3 separate regions of the Mus musculus genome follow, and regions 2 and 3 are each linked to region 1. The links are chromatin loops, found by intact Hi-C in ENCODE. Cell type or tissue: heart. All regions are shown on one strand. Each heading gives the region's core, and the rest is flanking DNA. Links, peaks and the distances in the headings are about the cores only. Region 1 holds the start of Xrcc5 (X-ray repair complementing defective repair in Chinese hamster cells 5). Region 2 holds the start of Gm25939 (a small nuclear RNA gene). Region 3 holds the start of Gm23472 (a small nuclear RNA gene).

Region 1 (8,256 bases), core at 3,257-8,256:
TTGTGGAACTGCTGGAGTCTGATAATATCTCGGGCAATCTCTCCAACAAGGACCCCATCCAGGAGGTAGAAACCTCTACTGTCTAGACCTCTAGTGACTTCCTTCCTAGGTCCTAGTTGTCTATAGTCATTCAATGGAATCTAGTAGTTCTTTCCTTAAACTATCTAATGCCCTCTACATTCCTGGGACAGCCTAGCCCACACTGGCGTAACTCATCATCTTCATTATTCCAAGATGACGGAAAATAGAAAAGCGACTTGTGCCAAAGCCGTGCATCTGAAATACAAATGCGTCTTGACTCTTTGCCCTATAATGACTGTTTATGTGCTACATGAAGATACATCATAAATTCCTTCAGGGGCCTGAAGATGTTATTGGTGCCTATGACCCAGGGGAGTGTGTGCCTAAATGTGACAGAAAGGATAAAGAGGCTCAGGGGTGACCAGATCCGCCAAGATAATAGATGGGGATGGAGTGACACATTTAGGGAGTTAGGCTATTAAAGACTGTGCATCACTGTATTTAGATAGAACTGCACATAACTAAAGCCACAAATATTAGTGAGCCAAACAAGAGAGAAATATACTTCCTTTTTATGCAGATGTCAGGAGGCAGATCATCCCAAGACCTATGAAGTTTTCTGGGGTTCACTGGATGGCAGAATGTGGCCCTTGGTGCTCCTCAGTTTTTAAATATTGACTACAACTCTTAACTGTCATAGCAACAGAGATGGAAAGGAGAGCACACTCAGCCTATTTAAGGAGGCTTTAAAAGCCTCCCCCCTCAATATTTATTATCTCTCATTGGCCATACTATAGTCACATGACCCCACAATCAAAGGATGCTGGGAAATGTAGTCTTTCATCTGGGCAATTATATTCTTAGATGAATACTGGGGTTATGTGAATTTGAGAAAAGGGGGATAGTGGCTATTGGGTAGTCAAGTACAAATCGATATCTTAGAACAGGTATTTAGATACATCCAGAATTCCAAATTACAAATGCAGCTTTATTTGTTTATTTATATAATTATTTTGGCCCTAGTCTTAGATGGAGAGTTTATACATAGATCTGAGTTACATATACTATGCATATGCCTTAGACAGTAGCATCTCGTGTACTTGGCAACTTAACCTTTTGTCAAGTGGTTTCAGGGTTCTTTGGAAAGACCCATTAGATAGGAGCATATGGTCACACAGCCACAGCACAATTCTTCCTGGAAAGGAAGGGGAACAGGGATTAACAGTATTTAATCTATAAAGATGGAGAAGAGAGAGAGATTGAGAGAGAGAGAGTAAATCTTCCAAACGCTAACCCAGCAGGGATCAGTAGCTCAAAATTCAAACCACAGTTTGCCTGTGGTTTCACCAAACCTAGGAGCCTTATTCATTTGCTCAGACCTTTCTAGCATGAAGCTTCTCTGACAGGGTTAGGAGTGATGTAACAGATTAATCCAGATGAAAAGATTCTGGACTGGAGAAATAACAGCTTCATTTTTAAGAGTGTCCTGATTTCAAAATGCTGAGTCCCAAGAGGTCAGTGGGTTTGGGGTTTGGGTTCATAAAAGGAGCGATATTATTATTATTATTATCATTATTATTATCATTATTATTATTTTTGATGTGTGTGTCTCAGAAAGAAGTGCTCTGAAGCACTCAACAAACCAGAGGGGTTGATCAAGCTCCCCCAAAACCAGCCAGGGACATTTATTTAATGTATGGTGCTGAACTCCACTTTCAGAGAATTAAAAAAAAAATCCTGTTATTAGTTTGATCAAAAGGAAAAGAAAATGTGTCCAGTATTTTTGAGGATAGCTGTGGTGCTTCCTGGTGCATTTCCAGAGATATGAATAATATAAATGAAAATAAAGATAATAAACTCTGATTAGCATTTGCTTCTTTTATTTTGGGGGCTCTCAAAAATAGCTCTGAATGCTATGGTTTTCAGCAGAAAAGGTGAGTCTGTTGGCAGTCCTGTGGATGTAAGATCTTTAAAAATCTTTTAAGGGTATGAGTATTGCTACATGTATGTAAATGTATCACATGCATGGCTGATTCTGAGGAGGGATTAGGGCTCCTGGAACTGTAGTTGCGGGTGGTTATGTGCTACTGTGCAGGTGCTGGGAACCAAACCCAGGCTCTCCTGGAAATGCCCTTCATTGCTGAACCATTCTTTCACATCCTTCTTTGAGAGCTTTATTTCGCCACCCTGGGATGCCCACATAGGGTTTTAGTTTATAGTATTGAAAAGATTAATGGGCAACATAAGGATTCTTTGCCTCACCTCAATTTACTTACTTACTTACTTACTTGAGGCTTTATAAAACATGGACTTTAAAAGATAATACTTGATAAAAAGAGCTGAACGTGGCATCATAGCAATACGGTTATGGTTAGGATTTTAATGATGTTACCAAATTGTCCATACAATGCTACAACTGTCTGCTTGGAGCAGAAGGTTGCATATCTTTGTTCTAATGCTCATCGAGTTATCTCTTAGGTAGTGAAGGGGCCCTAGCTGGCCTGAGTGTGACAAACAGGGCTCTGGTAGGCCTTGCCCTTTCCCCATTCCTTCTTCCTTGCAAAAAACCCCTAGATTACATCCCTAAAGCTTGCCACCAACATCCATTTTCTTACTTGACTACTTCCTCCTTCTGAAACTGACTACCAAAGTCCAACAGAACCCACGACAGATTCAAGTATGGGTACCACCAAAGTCCAACTTGGCAAACCAACTAGTTTTATTGGGGCTACTTACAGGGATATGGGTAAGAGACTACTTACAGGAGCAGAAATGGAGCTGTGTCACCAAAGCCCCACCTCAGCATGGGTAACAGCTCACAAAGCAGTGAAATCTGGATACACTGCACAGCCTGCAGACAGTTCCACAGGTTGGAGAGTGTCCTTACCAAGCAGCTCAGTTGATGTGCACTTCTTGCAGGCAGCCACACCCCGCAGACAGTTCCACAGGTTGGAGAGTGTCCTTACCAAGCAGCTCAGTTGATGTGCACTTCTTGCAGGCAGCTTGTTTTCTCTGAGCATGATGCTCAGTAGTCTCTATTGTTTACTTTTGGGAGTGAGGGGCCTAGTTAATCTGGTCAGTTTCAGGGACTTCCTGAAGCTATTTTGAGTTGTTTACTTTCTGTCTTAAGGAACTTCTTTGCCGGATGAGATGTTTGGATCTCAAAGGAAACTGCTGTTTAACCCATTTAGTTGATGCCAACTTTAAATATTCCAGCAATTTAATTTACATTTTGAAGTAACTTTTTTCTACTTTATTCATCATCCTGAGGGAAACACATGGTTCACAAAATTCAGAATGATAGGTCTTACTTTTTAAAAGAACTCTTAACTTTGTTGCAGGTTTGGGCTCTTTCAGAGATTCATCAGTATGAATCAAGGTTTGGTTTTAGTAAATTAGAGGCTTTTTACTAAAAAGAGCCTGGTCAGGACCAGCCCAGAGAGAGTTCTCTAGGTAAGGCCCCAGCTATTGTTAACCAAAGGATTATGAAGGCAAACCCCACAAAATTATTGTAAGGGAAAGTATCTGCTTAGGACCTCCAAGACCAAGTTCTCAGCACAAAGGAGATTTATTTGCCCCAGAGGGACAGAGGGCAGGGACTAAGAGACAAAGACAGGAGGCAGAGGAAGAGGGAGAAGAGGAAGGGAACAATGGAGAGGGAGGAGGGGTATTTATGGGGATAAAGGACTGACTCTGGATAGACAGCCATGGCACATAGGAAAATGACAGCTTATAAAGGTAAAAAGGGAGACCCCATGTTAGAACAAGGTGATTTTTCTCTTTCTTTTTTTTCTGGTCTTACGAGACAGGGTTTCTCTGTGTAGCCCTGGCTGTCCTGGAACTCACTCTGTAGACCAGGCTGGCCTCTAACTCAGAGATCTGCCTGCCTCTGCCTCCAAGTTCTGGGATTAAAGGTGTGCGTCACCATGCCTGGCTTAGAACAAGGTGATTTTTAATTGGTCATGTTGATTAGGTGAGCCAAAGGGGGCTTTTGATTGCTGGACTTAAACACTTTGCTAGGTGTGCCTCAGGAGGAGGAAGTGGGCAAATAAGGACTAGACTCTGAGGGCTAGCTTTAGGAATACAATCTAATGACTTTTAGTAAGGTAGAGGAGATGAGAGAGAAGGGCAAGGCCTGCCAGAGCCGTGTTTGCCATACTTTGGTTCTCTAGAGTTCCTTCGGATAGTAGCCAGGAACTCTGCTGCATTAATCATGTTTGTTCTTTCCCCCTGGATTAAAGGAAGCTTTTTTTTAGAGCAAGCAATGCTTAAACTCCATGCATTTTCAGGACCATGGTCTTCTAACTGCTTAGAAGTGGGTGGTTCTTGAGACTTCCATAAAGATTGTGTAGATGCAAACAAGGACAGCTACTAGAACCTCTTTTTATTTTTCCTAGGAAACAGACTTGTATTGGAAGTGTGTGTGTGTGTGTGTGTGTGTGTGTGTGTCTGTAGAAACGAGGGAGTAAAAGAAACAGAAGGGATGGAGGGAGGGAGAGAGAAGGAGGAGGGGAGAGAGGGGGAAAAAGAGAAGAGGGAGAGAGGAAGAGAAAAGAGAGACTCTATCCGAGATGGAACTATGACACAGCTTGCAAACATTCTCTGTGGTAAAGCCCTAGTAACTCTAAAGATGAACCATAGTAAAACTATAACTAGAAATAACGTTTCAGTTTCAAAAAATTCTCTAGTCTGAATAAAAGCATGGAAGAGTCCTCTGGGTGCGAAGTGTCTGTCTAGACACCACTGTGTTTATTTTAAAATTTTTATTTGTTTATTTTCTGTGTATGAGTGTTTTGCCCGTATGTAGGTTTGTGTATCACATGGGTGCCTGGTGTCCTCAGAACCCAGAAGAGGGTATGGGATCCTCTGGAACAGGAGTTACTGATGGCCGTGAGCTGTAATATGTGAACTGAACCCCAGTCCTGTTCAAGAGCAGCGAATGTATTTAACTGTTGAGCCATCTCTCGAACCCTATCAGCTTCGATTTTTAAACCTTCATTCCCTGAAGGCTTCTTCAAAAATTCTCCAAATCATATCAATTTTAGTGCCTGTTTTCTTGGGACCATTTTCAACAAAAGAGAATCTGATTGAACGTTTCCCACATTGAACAGAGGTTTGCAGACATTTTCCAGGTCTCTGGACCTTTTGTCCAACCACCTGCAGCTTGTGAGTCATTTTTGTATAGAAAACAGGCAGTTTCTGTGCAAGGGTTATCAGAAGGGAAGAACTGCAGGGCAATTTCCTTGCAAATGAGTGGTGAACACTCACGGGAATTGACAGCCTCCATCTCTAGAAAAGGGCATCTTTCCCAGCCACAGACACGCCAGGGTAGTAGGAAATTCTTCCCAGAGGCTAAGGTGTTTTAACCACTTTGTCTGTAGAGTTGAATGCCTTTCCTACTTTTTCTTCCTTTTTAAAGATTTATTTATTTATTTAATATATGTGAGTACACTGTAGCTGTCTTCAGACACACCAGAAGAGGGCATCAGATCCCATTACAGATGGTTGTGAGCCATCTTTTTCTTTTAACTCGGTGAACTCTCACTCTTCTCTTTGGACGTTGATCTAAGGTCATCGTGTTCATGGTTTTTTTTTTTTTAGTATCATATTTAGAAGGCCTTTAGAGGAGTTAAGTGACTTCGTGGATTCATCTTACACAGGGGACTTTTAACTCCAGAGTGCCAATACAAATTGCTAGCGAAAGGGATTATTATCAATTGAGTAATAGCAATTATTATTTTTTTTTTAGTTTTAAAAATCATGTATGCACGCGGCTGCATGTGGGTATGTGCATTGAGTGGAGGCCAGAAGAGGGCGTCAGATCCGCGGAAGGCTGATGTAGGTGCTGGGCTTTGAAATACCCTTGCGAAAACAGTACACATTCCTAACCTGGGACCCTTTCCCTTTAACCCCCTATTTACTTTTTTACTATTAAACTTGTTATTTTAAATTTATTTATTTACTTATTGTGATGTGTGGGACACGTGGAGATCAGAGGGCAACTTGTGGAATTGGTTCTTTTTCTCCACAATATGGGTGCCTGGAGCTTGAATGGGCTCGTCAGGCTTGATGACAAATGTCTTAGACGGCAGAGCCATTTCTCCAGCCCAGTACTGACTGGCTTTTAGCGGCTCAGAGAACAAAGCCTTGCCTAAGGAGGCAGGGAGAGAATTCTGCGCATGCTCAGAGCCCATGGCTTCCCCGCCTTGCACGCGGGACGTCTGGATCTGTGGGTTGCCCGGAACTGAGTTGCGACACTCTAGGTTTCCGCCCGGAAAAAGTAATCAAATCACCTGAGGACCAGCATGGCGTGGTCCGGTAATAAGGTACCGAGAGCAGGGCCTTTTGCCTTTCCTAAGCCGGGGATCTCTAGAGGGTGGAAGCTGTGGGAATCGCAGCTGAGTCAGCACTGAAGGATGGATGCTCAAAACGAAAGACTTGGGGTTCGGAGTTCTGCATTTGAGTCTTGTGCACCTTCACGCTTCCGAAATCCTCCCTCCTGCTTCTCCAGCCTCTCACCCTTCCCTCCTCCCTCGTTGCTTCAGTTTACTTTCTATCCACGCCACCTGCTAACACAGACGTCCTTTATTGCTTCCGAACCTGGGTTCTAAAAATCTTTGTAAGTTATCGAGGATAGATCCCCTACATGCCAGGCTCGTAAAACTTCAGAGGGGTTTTGTGATTCTGTGAATGAAATAACTCAAGGTGTAATATTACGTAATATTATGACCTTCATAATAATTTAAAAATCTCGAATTTATTGAAAGCTTACTGTGTGAGGCACAACTAAGCCCTTTATTCCTATTTAATTAAATCTTCACACCAAACCGTGAGACGACCATTATTACCCTTAGCTTGTCAGTAGGAGAACCAAGCAAGACATGAAGAACTGAAGTGATTAGAACGTGGTCACCCTTTCCATGAGTGGTAACATGTGAATGGGAATTCATTCGGAGCTCTGAAAGAAAAGCAAAACAGAATGCTCAATTTCTAAGAATCTATGATCTTAGAATCCTAGATTAATAATGGAAATTACTGTAAACTTTAGAGAGGTTGTTTTTGATCACTAGAGAGAGATGCAATGGCAAGGATCCATTCATTCGTTTAATACAAACAAGATAGGGGTTCAATAACGGAGCTCTGTTTTCCTCCACCCCCATTTGGGAATTTGATGAAATTATGAACCCATAATGATGTTGCTCGCTTCCTTTGTTCCTCTGCCTTCAGTTGCTGAGAACTTTGTAGCTCCCGTGAAGGACTTACTGTGGCAGATGTACTTGATAAAATTCTAGCAGGTTGTATTGCTTCAGTGTGGTAATGAAGAGCTGCAGTACCCTCCCAGTTTGTCTTCCCTGGTTTTCTTACTGCTTCCAAAGACTTTAAATTATCATAAACCATTCTTCCAGACCAGAATTTACACTGTCAAACTCTTTGATGCCTTACTCTGAATCTCTAATTCTTGACAAAAGACTCCCAGTCTTTTAGTGTTTGCTACTTTAAAAGTAGATTTGTGGCCGCCTATTAAAGGAACACAGCCAGCATATTTTGTGATGCCTACATTTAAAAAAAAAAAAGATTTTTATGCTGAAGGAATCACTGTGGGATGTAATTTGAATTCCTCTCAAAGGTATTCTGTAGTTTATTAATGTTCATCCCAAGATAGGTTGTTGTTGTTTCTGAAACCTGTTAAATTTCAGAGTGTCATGTGATTCCATTCTTTATGAACTAAGGGAAACTAGTATTTCCTTTGAGTGTTGCAAAAACGTCAAAATTGGGGGCTCATCCCCCACTATAGGAGCTGGTCCAAGTTTTCCAAACACCTCTAGAGTCAGATGATGACCGTCTTAACTGGTCACTTTTCAGTCTTTGTCGCCTAAGATGATGCCCAGAACAGCTCACATTCTGTCTGGTCAGCACAAAAGCACGGATGAGACTGGTAGGATCAGGACTGTTAATTCTGCAAACAGCTTTAGACCTCATCAAGCCCAACATCTTACTGCCTGACTGAACTAACAGTGAGGTTAAGTGACATTGCCTAGGGGTCAGAGCTAATTAGAGGAGATAGGACTAGACCCAGGTCTCTGGATTACTAACCTAGGTTTTTGGTTATTTTTTCCCCACCAAAAGACCCTTCATTTTCTTTCTTGAATACATTATAGTGTTTTAACAACATAAAATGTTTGTGAGGATAGACTGTTAAAGCCGTATCATCTTGGTGACTCAATCTATAGTTTA
Region 2 (8,312 bases), core at 2,252-7,251, 53 kb before region 1:
ATTAAAGGCCTGTGCCACCATCGCCCAGCTGGACTGAGTTTTGTGTAGGGTGATAGATACATATCTATTTGCATTCTTCTACATAAAGATATCCAGTTAGATCAACCCCATTTATTTGTTGAAGATGGTTTCTTTTTTCATGGTATATTTCAGGCTTCTTTATCAAAATTCAGGTGTCTGTGAAGTGTGGGGATTTACACCTGGGTCTTCAACTTAATTCAGTTGTTCAAGATGTCTGTTTTTATGCCCACATCATGTGTTGTTTTTTTTTGTTTTTTGTTTTTGTTTTTTTAAAATTTTCGAGACAGGGTTTCTCTGTGTTCCCCTGGCTGTCCTGGAACTCACTCTGTAGGCCAGGCTGGCCTCGAACTCAGAAATTCGCCTCTCTCTGCCTCCCAAGTGCTGGGATTAAAGGCTTGCGCCACCATCGCCAGGCCCCCATGTGGTTTTTATACTACAGTTCATAATACAGCTTGAGATCAGGGATGGTGCTACCTCCAGAAGTTCTTTAATGGTTCAGGACTGTTTTAGCTAGACTGGGGTTTGGTTTTGTTCTGTTTTCCATATGGAGTTGACTATTATTCCTTCAAAGTCTGTAAAGAATGGTGTTGGAATTTTTTTTAAAAATACCTATTTATTTACTGTGTATATAGTGTTCTGCCTATATGTATTCCTGCGTACCCGAAGAGGGCATCAGATCCTGTTACAGATGGTTGTGAGCCACCATGCTCTGCACTGAGCCATCTCTCCAGCTCTATGTTGGGATTTTGATGGGGATTGCACTGAATCTATAGATTGCTTTTGGTATAAATGGACATTTTTACTGTTAATCTTACTGATCCCTGAGCATGGAAGATTTTTCTGTCTTCTGGTATCTTCTTCAATTTCCTTCTTCAAAGACTTAAAGTTTTTATCATATAGGTTTTTCATTTACTAGGTTAGAGTTGCCATAAGATATTTCATATTGTGTATAGGAGGACTACTGATTTTATTTTATTTTTTGAGTTAATCTAGTATCCAGGACTTCACTGAACTGAAGGTATTTCTCAGCTGTAGGAGTTCACTAGTAGAATTTTTGAGCTCACATATGTATGCTATAATATCATCTGTAAATAGTAATACTTGGACTCCTTTCTTTCCAATTTGTATCCTTTTTCTCTTTAGTTGTCTTATTGCTCTAGCTAGAACTCAAGTCCTTTATTGAATAGATATAGAGAGAAGGACAGCCTTGTCCTGATTTTAGTGGAATAACTTAGAGTTTCTTTCCATTTAATTGATGTAGGCTATTGGCTTGTTGTATATTGTCTTTATTGTGTTGTATTGTATACCCATATGTCTTGTATCCTTGATCTCTTCAAGACTTTTTTTTTTAAAGATTTATTTATTATATGTAAGTACACTGTAGCTATCTTCAGACACGCCAGAAGAGCTCTCGTTACAGATAGTTGTGAGCCACCATGTGGTTGCTGGGATTTGAACTCATGACCTTTGGAAAAGCAGTCAGTGCTCTTAACCACTGAGCCATCTCACCAGCCCTCTCCAAGACTTTTATCCTGAAGGGGTGTTGGATTTTGTCAAAGGCATCTAATGAGATGATCATGTGTAAACAGACATATATGCAAGCAACACACTCATACATATAAAATAAAATTTTAAAAAATCTTTTAAAAGATTAGGGGCACAAAGACCCCCCCCAACCTGTGCCTGGAGGCACTTCTCCTTTTGAATCCTGCAGCGTGTCCTTTCTTGCTTTTGCCCCATCTAGTCTATGTTTGTGTCTATTGTCATCGTTAACTATAAATCCATAGTTAACTCTACTGCTGTGTCCAACAACATTCCCATTTTATTGTGCCCTCATAATGAACGGCACTGTTACAACCCTCCTGCCGTAACCGTTTCCCGATACAAAAGACCATCGACGATTGCATGAGAGTTTACATCTAGGCTCTCTTCCCTTCTCACCTCTGCAAGGCCAGCCCTCCCACAATACCAGGATTCTATGCTCCTCAAGGGCCCCTCAGAGCTGACAAAAAATAAGCATAAACCTGTGTTTTAGTTAGAGATTCATTGCTGTAAAGAGATATCATGACCAAGGCAACTCTTTATAAAGGACAGCATTTGATTGGGGCTGGCTTACTGGTCCTGAGGTTCATTCCGTTATTGTCATGGCAGAAAGTATGGCAGCATCCAGGCAGGCATGGTGCTAGAGGAGCTGAGAGTTCTACATGTCCATCCAGAGGCAGCCAGGAAAAGATTCTCTTCCACAGGCAGCTAGGAAGGGACTCTCTTCTGTTCTGGGCAGAGCTTAAGCACAGGCCCTGAAAGCCCACCCCCACAGTGACTCACTCCCTCTAACAAGGCCACACCTCCTCTGATAATGCCATACCTCTTAATAATGCACTTCCCATGGACCAAGCATATTCAAAACATCACAACCTGTACCTCTTCCTCATTCAACTAAACTCAGTGAATATTAGTGGGTTGCAAGATGACATGAGTTATAAATAGTAGAAAACTTGCACCAAGATAAAACCTCTTAACAGGAAAAAACCAAATGTGGAAGCATGACTGTCATCCTACACTCTGGGGAGGAGAGTGTGGGTCCGAGGCTTTCCCCAGGGTTCCCTCATTGTTGGTTGACATTGAATGTAAGTGTTTTTATCCAACCAATCAAATTCATTTGTTCTTTCTATTGAACAGGCATTATGTTTTGGATAACTACTGTTGCTTAGAGAGCAGGTTGGTCAGCTTGGATAAAATGGAGCCTACTTGGGGCTGGAGGGATGGCTCAGCGGTTAAGAGCACTGACTGCTTTTCCAAAAGTCCCGAGTTCAAATCCCAGCAACCACATGGTGGCTCATAACCATCCGAAATGAGATCTGATGCCCTCTTCTGGTGTATCTGAAGACAGCTACAGTGTACATATAATAAATAAGTCTTTGGGCCAGAGTTCAATTCCCAGCAACCATATTATGGCTCACAACCATACAGTGTACTCATATACATTAAATAACTAAATAAAATTAAAAAAAAAGCTGGCGAGGTGGCTCAGTGGGTAAGAGCACCCGACTGCTCTTCCAAAGGTCCAGAGTTCAAATCCCAGCAACCACATGGTGGCTCACAACCATCTGTAACAAGAACTGACTCCCTCTTCTGGTGTGTCTGAAGACAGCTACAGTGTACTTACATATAATAAATAAATCTTTAAAAAAAAAAAAAAGCTTACATCTGCGCCCCAGAGGACTTCAGGTCTAGGGATGAGCGGCTTCATTGGCACACATTTATAAACACTTTATAAATTAGAAAGGCTGTGCTGTTTAGAGCTTGGTGTGGTGGTGCTCACAGGTAGATCCCTGAATTTGGGCCAACCTGGTCTACAGGGCAAGGTTCTAGGACAGACAGAACTATAGAGAGAAACTCTGTCTCAAAGAAAGAATGAATTGAAACTAAGGGCTATGTATGTTTTGTTTCATAGGTGTCTCTTGATAGCCATCGGGCTGATGGCTGACTTAGCTTGTTTGTTTGTTTGTTTGTTTGTTTTTTCAAAACAGGGTTTCTCTGTGTACCTGGCTGTCCTGGAACTCACTCTGTAGACCAGGCTGGCCTCAAACTCAGAAGTCTGCCTGCCTCTGCCTCCCAAGTGTTGGGATTAAAGGTGTGTGCCACCACTGCCTTGCCTGACTTAGCATTTTTATATGAGTCCTGCATAGATAGGTATTTGATTCTCATTATCAGGCCCGAGGTAATAAATTCTCAGTCTTTTTTTTTTTTTCAGTTTTTTTATTTTTATTTTTATCTTTTTAGATATTTTCTTTATTTACATTTCAAATGTTATCCCCTTTCCTAGTTTCCCCTCCGAAAATCCCCTAAACCCCCCCCCCACTAGGCCCCCCCTTCCTGATCCTGGCATTCCCCTACACTGGGCCATCAAGCCTTCACAGGACCAAGGGCCTCTCTTCCCATTGATGACTGACTAGACCATCCTCTGCTACATATGCAGCTAGAGCCACAAGTTCCACCATGTGTTTTCTTTGATTGGTGGTATAGTTCCAAGGAGCTCTGGGGATACTGCTTAGTTCATATTGATGTTCATAAATTCACAGTCTTGAGGCTGCAAAGGAGATTGTCCCGGAAATCTCCCTTCCACACAATGAAACTCGCTGTTCCCCACCTTTTTGTCTAGTTCAATCTACACTAAAACCTCTTTCAGATTGTTTTTTTTAACTTTTAATTGTGTGTATGTACCTGTGTTTCTGGGTCCTGATGCCTGCAGGTCTCCAAGTCTCCCGATGTGAGGGCTGAGAATTGAACTTGTTCCTTCCAGAGCAGTTAGAAGTCTTACCAGCTGAGCCAGCTCTCCAGACCCTCTTTTCAGATTAAAAAAAAAAAAAAGGAAGAAGAAGAAAAGAAAATCTAGCAAGCTAGCTTCATGGCTGAGGCTGTTGAAACCTGAAATTGTATACATTTCCCAACTGCTGAAATTATAAGCAGTGCCGATTGGCTCCCTGCTTTCTTTTCTCTAAATTTTCAAATTCAAATTGTGTGTGTGTGTGTGTGTGTGTGTGTGTGTGTGTGTGCGCGCGCGCGCGCGCCAGACAGAGCATATGGGGACCAGAGAACAAGTGGTAGGACTCAATCCTCTCCTTCTACCAGCTGGGTAGGTCAGGAATGGAACTCAAGTCATTCAGCTTGCAGGAACCCTTCCACTCCCCGGACATTTAAAGGGGCTGTGCAGTGACTTTACAGGGGGAAACCATAACCTTCCAGAGCTCACGCAAGTTTGTTGTCAGGTCTGGTATTTGGGAGTTGGCTTGGAATAAACCACTTGTGCATCTTGGGACACCCCGCCCCCCCACCCCAAATACTGACATAAGTGACATAAACGTCAACTTTAAAAGCTCGTCTTCCGGATAATGCGAACTAGACAAGTAGGTCGGCCCTTTGACCACCATCCCTGTACTGTACTTCTCAGGTACAGCCGGCTGCAAACCCTCCTCTAGCGCTCTTGTTCTCAGTGGAGTGGGAGAATAAACCGGAAGTGTCCGGGAGCCCATGTGTGCTCCTTGCAGAAGCACCAGGGAAGAGGCTCCAGTCTCGGCCGCCACACCCTCCACGAGGGGGCGGGGCATGCAAATTATACTCGGCGTGCGCGCTCCGGAACGCCGGGAGAGCTGGGGTCGTGGACGTTGTAGCTGAAGCTGTGGGTGCTGGAGTGGGAGTGACGCATGCAGGATGCAAGACGCGGACGGGAGAAGGAAGGAGCTGCGGGGAAGGCAGGAAGTGAGGGTTGCGAGCGGTCACCACGAAGTTAATGTGTCTCGCGGACGCAGAGCACGGCTGCATGGTGTGTGCTAGGTATCGCTTCTCGGCCTTTTGGCTAAGATCAAGTGTAGTATCTGTTCTTATCAGTTTAATATCTGATACGCCCTCTATCTGAGGACAATATATTAAATGGATTTTTGGAACTAGGAGTTGGAATAGGAGCTTGCTCCGTCCACTCCACGCATCGACCTGGTATTGCAGTACCTCCAGGAACGGTGCACCCCCTCTGGGGAATAACACTGGTTAAACAATAGACATTACAGCATGTTTGTTAGCCAACTGGGTGGTAGTCGTTTTTGTGCACTTCAGTTAATCCCACCATAGGTGGCACGGGAGGGTACTGCTTGCATATGCATGGGGCTAAGGTTCAAAGTATCAGTTTAAAATAGAGGCCCAGTTGTGGGCCGTGGCGAGTGGTATTCTTTGTGAAAATACCACAAAGGTGGTAGAGAAAACAGTAATGTAGAGTCACCATTGATACTCAGGCCCTTGCCAGTGGAGAGGAGGCATAGGTTCCAGTCACATCTCCCACATGGTCAGGCACAGGCAGCTCTCTGGGCATGTAGATCACGGTGGTCCTCACAACAGCTGGGTTGTTGGGTTCCCCCAGCTCAGTCACCCTTACTCCTCTTTGATTGTCCCATAGCTTGGAGGAAGTCCGGCATTGGGCAAGAAAGCTTGGAAATTGTGGCTCATGGTATTGACTCTGAAACATCCTGTCTGGAGGATGGCTGCTGCTACCTAGGTTCTGTAGGCCTGCCCGTTCTCTCCTCTCTTCAGTTTTAAGATCTGTGAGTCGTTTGTTTCGTTACTCATGGCAGAGGTAGTTGGATCTCTTGCGTTTGATGACAGTTTGGTATACAAAGGGAGTTCTAGAAAAGCCAGACCTGTTTGGCTTGTGTAAATTAATATGCTCCACGTGAATGCAGAAGCTCCGGTGAGTTCCTGATCCGCAGTTAAAGTGCCTGAGGGAACAAAAGGGACCGTGGTACTCTGCCAGAATTCTTAAACAATCGTCTCTCCACTTCTTGCTCCGCACTCCCCTCACCGTGTGCGCGCAGCTGGCGTTTTTTAGTTGTGCATGTGACAACTAGATTTTTATTTGAACGATCATCCTCTGTTGTTTCCAGTTTTGTTTTGCTTTGTTTTTTAGCTGAACCTAAACAAGGTCTTTCACTGAACCTAGAGCTTGGCTATTTCAGCTAGATTAGCAGATTTATGAACTTGGTCTGCTTGCCAAATCCCTCCATTGTCTGAGTCTTACAACAGCAAGTTACGATAGGATCTGGGAAGCTGGAACATCAGTGGACTCTATAGACTGTTTAATTTATGGAAAAATGGGAATCTGCATAGAGTTCTGCGGGATGCACAGAAAAGTAAAGGTGGACAGAAAGGAGCAAATGTGATCAATGGACAGATGCCAAGGATGGCAGAGAGGTTATTGTTGGAAATCTCATCACGTTTTCAATCAGGAGGGACTCAAGGTGTTTCATATTAGTAAATTGACAACCTCACGAAAGGCAAGTTTGGAGGCTGCAGGTTGAAAGAGGTGGCAGAACCCAGTTAGACCAAGGAATGAGGAGTCACTCCCCACCTCCAGGGATTCAACCAAGAGACTGACAGCTTCAGTACTCAGAAGGTGGGGACAGTGCACAGGCATGTGCTCATTCAGGAGATGGTGCTCAAGGGCTGCCAAGTACATACAAAGCACCTTGGCTACCATACAACAGTAGAGTTTTGCCCATAAGACAAAAGGCAATCTGCCATCAAGCTAGATTCCCAGCTGGCACGCCTAGTTAGACCTAGCTCTGGACTGTGGTTGGTTTAGACCTGGTCAACAATGAGTGCAGAAGAAAAACTGGAAAGAAGATTCTAAACCTCACGTTGAAGCGTTGCAGCCATAGTTTGGATCCCAAGAGGGAGCTGCTTAGACAAACCGGTGTTCTGCATTTAATCCCACGACAGAGCTCTTAAAGGCGCACCCTAATGGTAGTAGCTGTTTCACAGTACAGGATAGAGCCATGTGGTAGCTGTGGACATAAAACAACCTGGGGTAGAGTGCACATAGATCCCTGAATAGTGGCCAACAACACCAGATCATTTGGGATAACAAAGAACAATGGCAACAAAGTGTTCTCCCACAGTAATTCTTATCCACCCGCTCCAAGTCATCAGCCACAGAACAGTCAGGCACAGCCTAGAACTATAATGGGCAGAGCAATAGAAAGACTTGAAACTGAGCCTGCTAGCCTGATTCCCACAGACACAAGGCTGTACAAAGTCACTAATGGGAGAGACAGAGAGAATCTATAGGACAGTGTTTCTCAATATGGCTCAGTAGCAAAATTATAGCTACAATGTAGCAGTGAAAATAAACCCATGGTTGGGGGAGGCGTTCTAAGACCATCAGAAATATGTGTTTTTTGATGGTCCTGATCCACAGGTTGAGAACTGCAGATGTAAGAGGAGGTGGGTTGGCTTCTCAGTGCAGAGGGGCAAGAGACTTCCACAGAGCCGACAGTACCAAGATTGCTGTGCGTGCACCTCCGTAGGGTAGCGTAGCAGAGTCCTCTGCTGAGACATTGTGCACATTCAGTTGTCCTTAGCACACTACAATGGAATTCTAGAAAGTTCTATGAGCAGTAGTACAACACAGTTACTTCTCTGCCTTGCATGGAATCACAGTGGTGACCACTCTATTAGACCTGAGTGTGTCGGATAGGGGAAGGCTTCACCTAAGCCCTCCCGCACGGCTGGCTATTCTTTTCATACGCTTCAAGGATTTGCATACTCCTCCTCAACCCTCTACCCCAAGTGTCCTGTCATACTTAGGAATTCTTTGTATTGACGTTCTCTTGTGGAAGTTATAGTTATTCAAGGTGAGGGTCTGCCTTCCCTCTCTGCAGGAACCCAGCAGCTGCACCATTAGAGGAGCTATCAGTCACATTCATGGGTAAGCCATCCCATGCAAAATGGTATCCCACCCAGGA
Region 3 (8,312 bases), core at 1,841-6,840, 70 kb before region 1:
CTCTCTCTCTCTCTCTCTCTCTCTCTCTCTTTCTTTTTGGTTTTTTTGAGACAGTGTCTCTCTGTATAGCCCTGGCTATCCTGGAACTCACTCTGTAGACCAGGCCTGCCTCTGCCTCCCAAGTGCGGGATTAAAGGCGTGTGCCACCACTCCCAACCAGTCCCTCTCTTTACTTTATTGTTATTGTGTGTGTGTATGTGATAGAGGGAGAACACATGTGCCAATGCACACATGTGGAGGTCAGAGCAGTGTGGAGTTGTGTGGAGTTCTCTCCCGGAGCCTTTACAGGGACTCAATGGATAGAACTCAGGCGTTGGATTTGTACAGCAAGTGTCAGTATCCACTGAACATTCTCACCGGTCAAGAAACCTACTTTCAGCACATTACCCATGCATTTGCTGGGGTCTAATAGGTCCAGGAAGCATTGAAACAGAAAGAGTGGGAAGGCAACAAAGAACTCCGCTATAGCCATACTGTGGGATCTGCAGGAGATCCGAGTGGGAGCTGATGTCTGCCTCCCGTTTGCACAGGAGCTGGGAGCCCAGGGAGGCTTTCATGGAAGAGTGGACATGACTGGTCAGTAGGAAGGGGTAGCATTCCTTTAATTCTACCACTGCAGAGGCAGAGAGAGAGGCAGAGAGGCAGAGAGGCAGAGAGGCAGAGAGGCAGAGAGGCAGAGGCACAGAGGCAGCGAGGCAGAGGCACAGAGGCAGAGAGGCAGAGAGGCAGAGAGTCAAAGAGGGGCAGAGGCAGAGAGGCAGAGAGGCAGTGAGTCAAAGAGGGGCAGAGGCAGAGAGGCAGAGGCAGAGAGGCAGAGAGTCAAAGAGGGGCAGAGGCAGAGAGGCAGAGGCAGAGAGGCAGAGGCAGAGGCAGAGAGGCAGAGAGGCAGAGAGAGGCAGAGAGGCAGAGAGGCAGTGAGGCAGAGAGAGGCAGAGAGGCAGAGAGGCAGTGAGGCAGAGGCAGAGAGGCAGTGAGGCAGAGAGAGGCAGAGAGGCAGTGAGGCAGAGAGAGGCAGAGAGGCAGTGAGGCAGAGAGAGGCAGAGAGGCAGAGAGGCAGTGAGGCAGAGCTAGAGGCAGAGAGAGGCAGAGAGGCAGTGAGGCAGAGGCAGAGAGAGGCAGAGGCAGAGAGGCAGAGAGGCAGTGAGGCAGAGGCACAGAGGCAGAGAGGCAGAGAGGCAGAGAGTCAAAGAGGGGCAGAGGCAGAGAGGCAGAGAGGCAGAGGCAGAGGCAGAGAGGCAGAGAGGCAGTGAGGCAGAGAGAGGCAGAGAGGCAGAGAGGCAGTGAGGCAGAGAGAGGCAGAGAGGCAGAGAGGCAGAGAGGCAGTGAGGCAGTGAGGCAGAGGCAGAGAGGCAGAGAGGCAGAGAGGCAGAGAGGCAGAGAGGCAGAGAGGCAGAGAGGCAGAGAGGCAGAGAGGCAGTGAGGCAGAGGCAGAGAGGCAGAGAGGCAGAGAGGCAGTGAGGCAGAGGCAGAGAGGCAGAGAGGCAGAGAGGCAGAGAGGCAGAGAGGCAGTGAGGCAGAGAGGCAGAGAGGCAGTGAGGCAGAGAGGCAGAGAGGCAGAGAGGCAGAGAGGCAGAGAGGCAGAGAGGCAGAGGCATGTGGATCTCTAAATTCAAGGTCAGAGTGAGTTCCAGGACAGATAGTTCCAGTCCCTTTGTCCTCAGAAGCCCTCCCTTCCAGTCCTCCCCACAGCATATGCCTACACATTACTACCATTGACAAAAATGACTGTGAACTTTGCCAGGACAGTTTTTATTGCTCTTCCTGAGATCTGGAGCCCATTTTGAGGTCTGGCCCACTTCACTGTGTCAAGATATGAGAACCAGGAAAGTTTTGTAGGTTTGGCAACCATAGGTCCTTTGCCTTTGAGGGAGAAAAGGCCTGGACACATTAATGGAGAAGCCAGATTCAGGGGTCCAGGGAGAAGTATGGAATCCTAGGTTGGGACTCTTGTATCAAAATTCACAAGCCTTGGAAGAAAATGGTGACTGACTGGACTATGTGTGAAAGAAGTGTCAGGGGTGTGACTTGCTAGGGGTACCAGTTCCCTAGCATGGCAAAGCTCCAGATTCAATCCCCACCCCACCCCTCCTCACTCTGGAAAGCAAAAACTATAATATCTTTTTTTTCTGTGAAAAAGAATGATTTTATATTCAGAAGTAACAAGACTGTTAAAACTGGAAACCACACTTGCCCCTGCCCAAGCTGGGAAACCCCATCTGCCTTCTTTCTGCACCCCTCCAAGAAAACTCCTGACTAACTCTTCACGGGATAGGGGAGCATGCTTTTAATCCCAGCACTTGTACTATGATGCTTGAACCCACTGTGTAAGACCAAAGATTCAGACAATTCAAATGTCGATGAAATGAATTTATTCTTACTGCCAGCAGAAGGATGGGCAGCCTTAGAGCCAACCGGCAGGGTCGGGGTGGAGCGGGGGTGTTAAGGTGGGGTTTTAAAGTCGGACATCAGAAAGGTGTGTTACAGCTATCCATGGACTCACAGATGAGTGGGAAAATTGTTTTGCCTCCCTCAGTTGTTTCTTCCCCCCATATATAGTAGGAAACCATTGCATCCCGTTCCCATAGCGATAAGCAGGCTGTACCACAGCAAAGGCAGCTGTTAATACCTACAATCCTTCCTTCTCATGCTACCCGCAGGCCACTAGGATCTCCCAGGCACTCCTGAGCAAAAAGTCAATGGCCCTTATGGGATGCCTGGCTCCATCTTGTCTCTTTAGTCATCACAAGGAAACTGTATAAGTTATTACTCAGGTTCGCGCATTCTGGCTAGGAGAGAGCAGTTCATTGCCAGGCCAACAAAAACACAGTGCTCCAGGTTAGGTCTGGCCGTCGCGTCCCCACACTCAGGGTGCAGAAACAGATCTTTGTGAGCTGGAGGCCAGCCTGGTCTACAGAGCGAATTCTAAGACAACCATGGCTACACAGAGGAACTCCTGTAAAGAAGAAAACCTGGTGGAGTGATTATGGGGGACTTGGGAAGAACACGAAGGTTTTCTTCCTGGAAGTTTTTTGCAAGTTGAGAGTAAAACATAATCAACAAAATTTCCAAAGAAATGCCTATATAGAGACACTGTTATGTTAGTGGCTTAAAAAAAAAAGATTTTAAAATTTATTTTATGTGTATAAGTGCTCTGTTTTCCATGTTTGTCAGAAGAGAATCAGATCCCATTACAGATAAATTTGAGCCGCCATGTGGTTTGCTGGGAATGAAACTCGGGCACTCAGGACGGTTTTGAATACCCTGCAACTAACAGTTGTGAGGCATCATGTAAAGATGGTTACTGATCCTGCAAGAGCATTTTTAGTGCTCCTAACCACTCAGCAATTTTTCCAGCATCCTTTGAGAATATCCAAGGATGCTATAGATACAGCATTTCCCCCGAACCCTGCCCCATGGCTACTAGCAAGACTAGGTAAAATACCCGGGACTATATCTAATTTGGGCAGGCGCAGGAGATGGAGACACCCACTCGGTTCGGTCACTTAAGTGAACAGGTGAGGGAGGGGAGAGCACAGAGAGTCAAGAAGTTTCAGGAGTTGAGGGGGAAACGCGCAGCCGCAGTGCCCGGTGGGACAGAATCGCTCCGCCTCCGCCAGATTCCCCATCCCTGCACCGCCCTCTCGACTTGGAAGCTGTCTCTCCGCGGGCCGGAGAAGCTCGTCTGTCAGCTCACGTAAGCGCAAACTAGGAACAGTGGGTGTGCTCTTTTCTGCCACCATGCGCCACTGCGTCTCCCCTGGAGCATCTCCCACCACAATGCCGTATCCTTTTTCCTTGGAGGCCGTAGCAGGAGCGTTCTCAGCGGTTCTAAAACCCGCGCGCAGGCAGGCAGAGGAGTTTCAGTGCAGTGGTGGCGGGGCATGCAAATCATACTCGGCGTGCGCGCTCGAGAACGCCGGGAGAGCCGGGGTCGTGGACGTTGTAGCTGAAGCTGTGGGTGCTGGAGTGGGAGTGAGGCGTGGAGGATGCAAGACGCGCACGGGAGGAGGAAGGAGCCGCGGGGAAGGCAGGAAGTGAGGGTTGCGAGCGGTCACCACGAAGTTAATGTGTCTCGCGGACGCAGAGCACGGCTGCATGGTGTGTGCTGGGTATCGCTTCTCGGCCTTTTGGCTAAGATCAAGTGTAGTATCTGTTCTTATCAGTTTAATATCTGATACGTCCTCTATCCGAGGACAATATATTAAATGGATTTTTGGAACTAGGAGTTGGAATAGGAGCTTGCTCCGTCCACTCCACGCATCGACCTGGTATTGCAGTACCTCCAGGAACGGTGCACCCCCTCTGGGGAATAATATTGGTTAAATATAAGACATTTGGAACATACTATAACTCTTATGTATGTGCTGCAGTTACTTTTTCTCTCTTTTTCTACCTTTTAGTTACCCGGGTCTTGTTGATTCTTTATTGCTTTACTTTTACCGTTATTATTCAGGCTTCATATTTCCACTACCCGACTTTTTAGGCAGAGCAGCTCGCTTCTTTACCTTTTCAGACACTGGTCAATAATTGTGATTAGGTGGGAAGACTCTAAGGTTTTCATCTTTTTTTTTTTTTTTTTTTTTTACGTAAATGGATTTGGGTAATGTGTATATGTGGTTGCTTTTTTGGTGATTCATGTGTTGAAGCAAAACTTCATGTTGTACAGAAGTCTGGTTGTTTCCCTTTTTGTTGCTGCATCTTCAGGCTAAGTTGCTATGAAATGCAATCTAACAAGTTACATTTCTTTGCACTGTCAGAGAAGTAATGCCTAGCCGGTGCTTTCTGTTACAGCTTTTTCTCTGGTTTTGGATATTTACATAACTAAAATTAGACATTAGAGGACTGTGCTACTTAAAGGGCCACTTAAAAAAAAAAAGTCTTCACTATTCACTCGATTGTATCTGAGATTAATAATGAGAATTGAGGGAGGAAGCCAGTGTCATTAAAAATTACATTTTTAAATGCCTCTGTGTGTGTGTGTGTGTGTGTGTATGTACGTACACGCACACACGGGCGCCTGTTTCTTTGCAGGCTGGAAACTTGGGAACTAAGAGGAAACAGCTATGAGCAGAGCAGGATACCTCTCATGGTAAGGTATTTCTAGCATTTGTATTAAAATGGATATTAAAAATTAGGACGTAGAGATACAGTCTGGAAGGACCCCATAAGCAAGCAAATACTTGCAGTACAGGCAAGAAGAAAACCAGAGTCGTCTAAACCTAAGGGGCTTTTTAGTCTGTGGTTGTTTTGGTCGTGTCTTTTATTTCCAGGTCCTTCCTGTTTCCTAACAAGTGTTCCCTCCCTCAGCTGTAAAGCCCACAATTGCCTGAATGTGCCATGGCCCTGGTGGCTGGTTGATTCGGACCAGGGAATAAGGGTAGTGGTGCACACCTGCGATCCACTCTGCTTTCGCCCCGGGCTGAGTTAGTGCCACTTTCATGCTTACAGTAGCTCTGTCTTGCACAGCTTTCTCTCTAATCCAGAGAATAACTTCTTCACAGCCGTACAACAAACAGGCCCGGGCTTGAGCCTTGTCGGCACACAACAGAAGTAATGGTCTTGTGCTGATGGAGGGAATCGGGCTTTATAGGTGGAACAAGTCTTATGCAGTGCTCAAGAGAAGGGGAAGACAGGAGACAGGAAAGGGTGAGATCTTGGACTAAGCAAGAGAGTGATGGTCCCCTAAGGAAAATCCTCTGTCATGACCCTGGGATGGTAAAAGACAGGCCAGATCTCCTACACTTTTTCTACACCATGTTTAACTGCACTGCTCATCCAAAAATACTCTATATAAACTCTCCTGTCACAGATAAATGAGCCCCCACAGCTCTCTGTGTGTTCAAGTCGTGCTGGGAACAATGTTGTATGGTATGTAGACTTTCAACAGAACCTTACACAGACAACTGTGACCTCCATAAGTATTCATTTTATCAAATGTTCATGATCACATTATTGATAAACCAGCCTGCCTCCATCTTAACCTGGAAAGCCATATTAATGACAAACTACGTTCTTTTCTTTCCTTTTTTTTTTTGGTTTTTCGAGACAGGGTTTCTCTATAGCCCTGGCTTTCCTGGAACTCACTCTATAGACCAGGCTGGCCTTGAACTCAGAAATCTGCCTGCCTCTGTCTCCCGAGTGCTGGGATTAAAGGCGCACGCCACCATGCCCAGCTCTATGTTCATTTCTATGAAACATTAAATTTGTTACTCCAGGATTGGGCTATGCCCCACCTGCAACCTTTATTACAAACGGTTCTATACTGCCTGGTCCAGAAAATGGCAATCATGCCTTTGTTTCAAGAGGCCATTATGGGGGCTGGAGAGGTGACTCAGCAGTTAAGAGCACTGACTGCTCTTCCAGAGGTCCTGAGTTCAATTCCCAGCAAACACATGGTGACTCACAACCATCTGTGATGGGATCCGATGCCCTCTTCTGGTGTGTCTGAAGACAGCTACAGTGTCCTCACATACATATATAAATTCTTTTGGGGCTGGTGAGATGGCTCAGTGGGTAAGAGCACCCGACTGCTCTTCTGAAGGTCCAGAGTTCAAATCCCAGCAACAACATGGTGGCTCACAGCCATCTGTAACAAGATCTGACGCCCTCTTCTGGAGTGTCTGAAGACAGCTACAGTGTACTTACATATAATAAATACATAAATCTTAAAAAAAAATAAATTCTTTTAAAAAATATTTATTTATTTATTTATGTAATTTATTTATTTTGTGTATATGAGTACACTGTAGCTGTACAGATGGATGTGAACCCATGTGGTTGCTGGGATTTGAACTCAGGATCTTAGGAAAATCAGTCAGTGCCCTTACCTGCTGAGCCATTTCACCCGCCCATAAATAAATTCTGTTGTTATGACCACCTTGTTATGGGCACCTTGCAGCATGTCTTTGTTTCGCAGAGGCTGTTATGACCAACTTATGCTTTTCTTCTGCTTCTGTAACTCCACAGAAGTTATTTGCCTGCCATTTTCAGCCAATTGCAAATCCCTTATCTCTGATCAATAAAAACCTTATCTTCCCCAGTCAAAAGCTGATTTGAGCCTCAACTTGAGGGAGATACAGTCTGAGTACATGAATTTTTAAAAAACATTTAATGGTTTGCTTTAATTTGGCCACGATTTGGGTCGGCGGTCTTTCTCACATCTGTGGGATCAATTTAGTGATCTTATGGAATGCAAAGATGACAAACTATTCATCCTCAGAGAAAATGCACACTGTGTGTGTGTATGTGTGCGTGCATGTGTGTGTGTGTGTGGTGTGTGTGTGTGTGTGTGTATGTGTGTGTATGTATGTATGTATGTGCGTGTGTGTGTGTTGTGTGTGTGTGTGTATGTGTGTGTGTGTGTGTGTATGTATGTGGGTGGGTTTGTGAGTGTGTGTGTGTGTGTGTGTGTTGTGTGTTGTGTGTGTGTATGTGTGTGTATGTGTGTGTGTGGGTGTGTGGGTGTGTGTTGGTGGGAGTCTTCTGTAGGGAAAATGATCTGTTCAGCCTGCAGGGAAATGGTCTGGGTAAGGGAAGAGTGAAATTTGGTTCAGTTCAACTTAATTGCTATCTCCGGTTCAAACTTCCAGAGTCTGACACCAGTTGGTTTATTTTAGCTACATTGAAACACAGCACAATTTGAAGGATAGAAAGAAAAGGTTTTCTGATAACAGTTAACTCAGTCTCAAGTGTACAAAAAATTAACACATGTTACATTGAAATTCTTTACAAAGTACATCTGGCTTCTTTCTTAAAGATGAGTACTGTTTACTCAAAGGTAGCACCCAAATTGTCTAGGGAGATTGATTGGGGTAAGCATAGTATCTGTGGGAGTCAGGATTGGCTGGCCTAGGATGACAGAAGTCACCTATAGTGTTGGAAAGCACGGATGACGTCACTGCTAAGGATAGGTTTTATGGAGTAAAGCAGTGTTGAGGATTTGGAGGGAATTGTCTAGGATGAGTGAAACACATGAAAGACCCCCAAAGGGAGACCCTCACTCAAGTCTCGGGATAATAGCGGACCCTCAAGAACTCACAAGAGACCAAGCTTGATGCAAACCACATGAGGCTTTATTCAGGGAAAGCCAAAGCTCTAGGGACGACTCGTATCCCACGCAGGGTTAGAGGAGTCGACGTCGAGGGGAAAGGGGTCCCAGTTTTTATAGGCCCTCAGGGGGAAAGGAAGGGGGGAGTAGGGGATTTCCAGATCTAAACAATGTCTATTCTAAAATGATTTCTCAAGAAATGGGTATGGGAGGGGTACAAGGAAAGAGTCTGGTGCAGGTGCAGCAACTCCAGATTGGCCCGGCT

What was found. A loop is a pair of places that touch in the nucleus more often than their neighbours do. Peaks named below come from ENCODE experiments on the same cell type or tissue, not always from the same donor. Only the 100,000 strongest peaks of a DNase experiment are listed, where the experiment ranks them.
Region 2: it touches region 1 in a loop (2.3-fold over the local background); 3 of 42 quality-filtered maps call a loop at or near these places.
Region 3: it touches region 1 in a loop (2.5-fold over the local background); 5 of 42 quality-filtered maps call a loop at or near these places.

The regions. Positions count from the first base shown.
Region 1 is chr1:72,301,221-72,309,476 of GRCm38, forward strand. Xrcc5 (X-ray repair complementing defective repair in Chinese hamster cells 5) reads left to right here and starts at 6,201. Exons shown (of 21, transcript NM_009533.2): 1 at 6,201-6,347. The coding sequence starts at 6,327. It overlaps Tmem169 (transmembrane protein 169), which reads left to right. Exons shown (of 3, transcript NM_175564.4): 3 at 1-1,775. The coding sequence ends at 86. In heart, for the core only: a CTCF peak has its summit at 5,824 (motif pointing right); a DNase peak (open chromatin) is centred at 6,271; H3K4me3 peaks cover 1,529 bases; H3K27ac peaks cover 1,754 bases.
Region 2 is chr1:72,249,651-72,257,962 of GRCm38, forward strand. The region is part of intron 1 of D230017M19Rik (RIKEN cDNA D230017M19 gene); the gene reads left to right. Gm25939 (a small nuclear RNA gene) reads left to right here and starts at 5,358; the gene lies at 5,358-5,548. In heart, for the core only: no CTCF peak of the experiment used is centred there; DNase peaks (open chromatin) are centred at 5,131, 5,541 and 6,961; H3K4me3 peaks cover 2,005 bases; H3K27ac peaks cover 1,854 bases.
Region 3 is chr1:72,232,835-72,241,146 of GRCm38, forward strand. It overlaps Gm23472 (a small nuclear RNA gene), which reads left to right and starts at 4,112; the gene lies at 4,112-4,302. In heart, for the core only: a CTCF peak has its summit at 3,727; DNase peaks (open chromatin) are centred at 3,647 and 4,277; H3K4me3 peaks cover 1,208 bases; H3K27ac peaks cover 721 bases; H3K27me3 peaks cover 1,149 bases.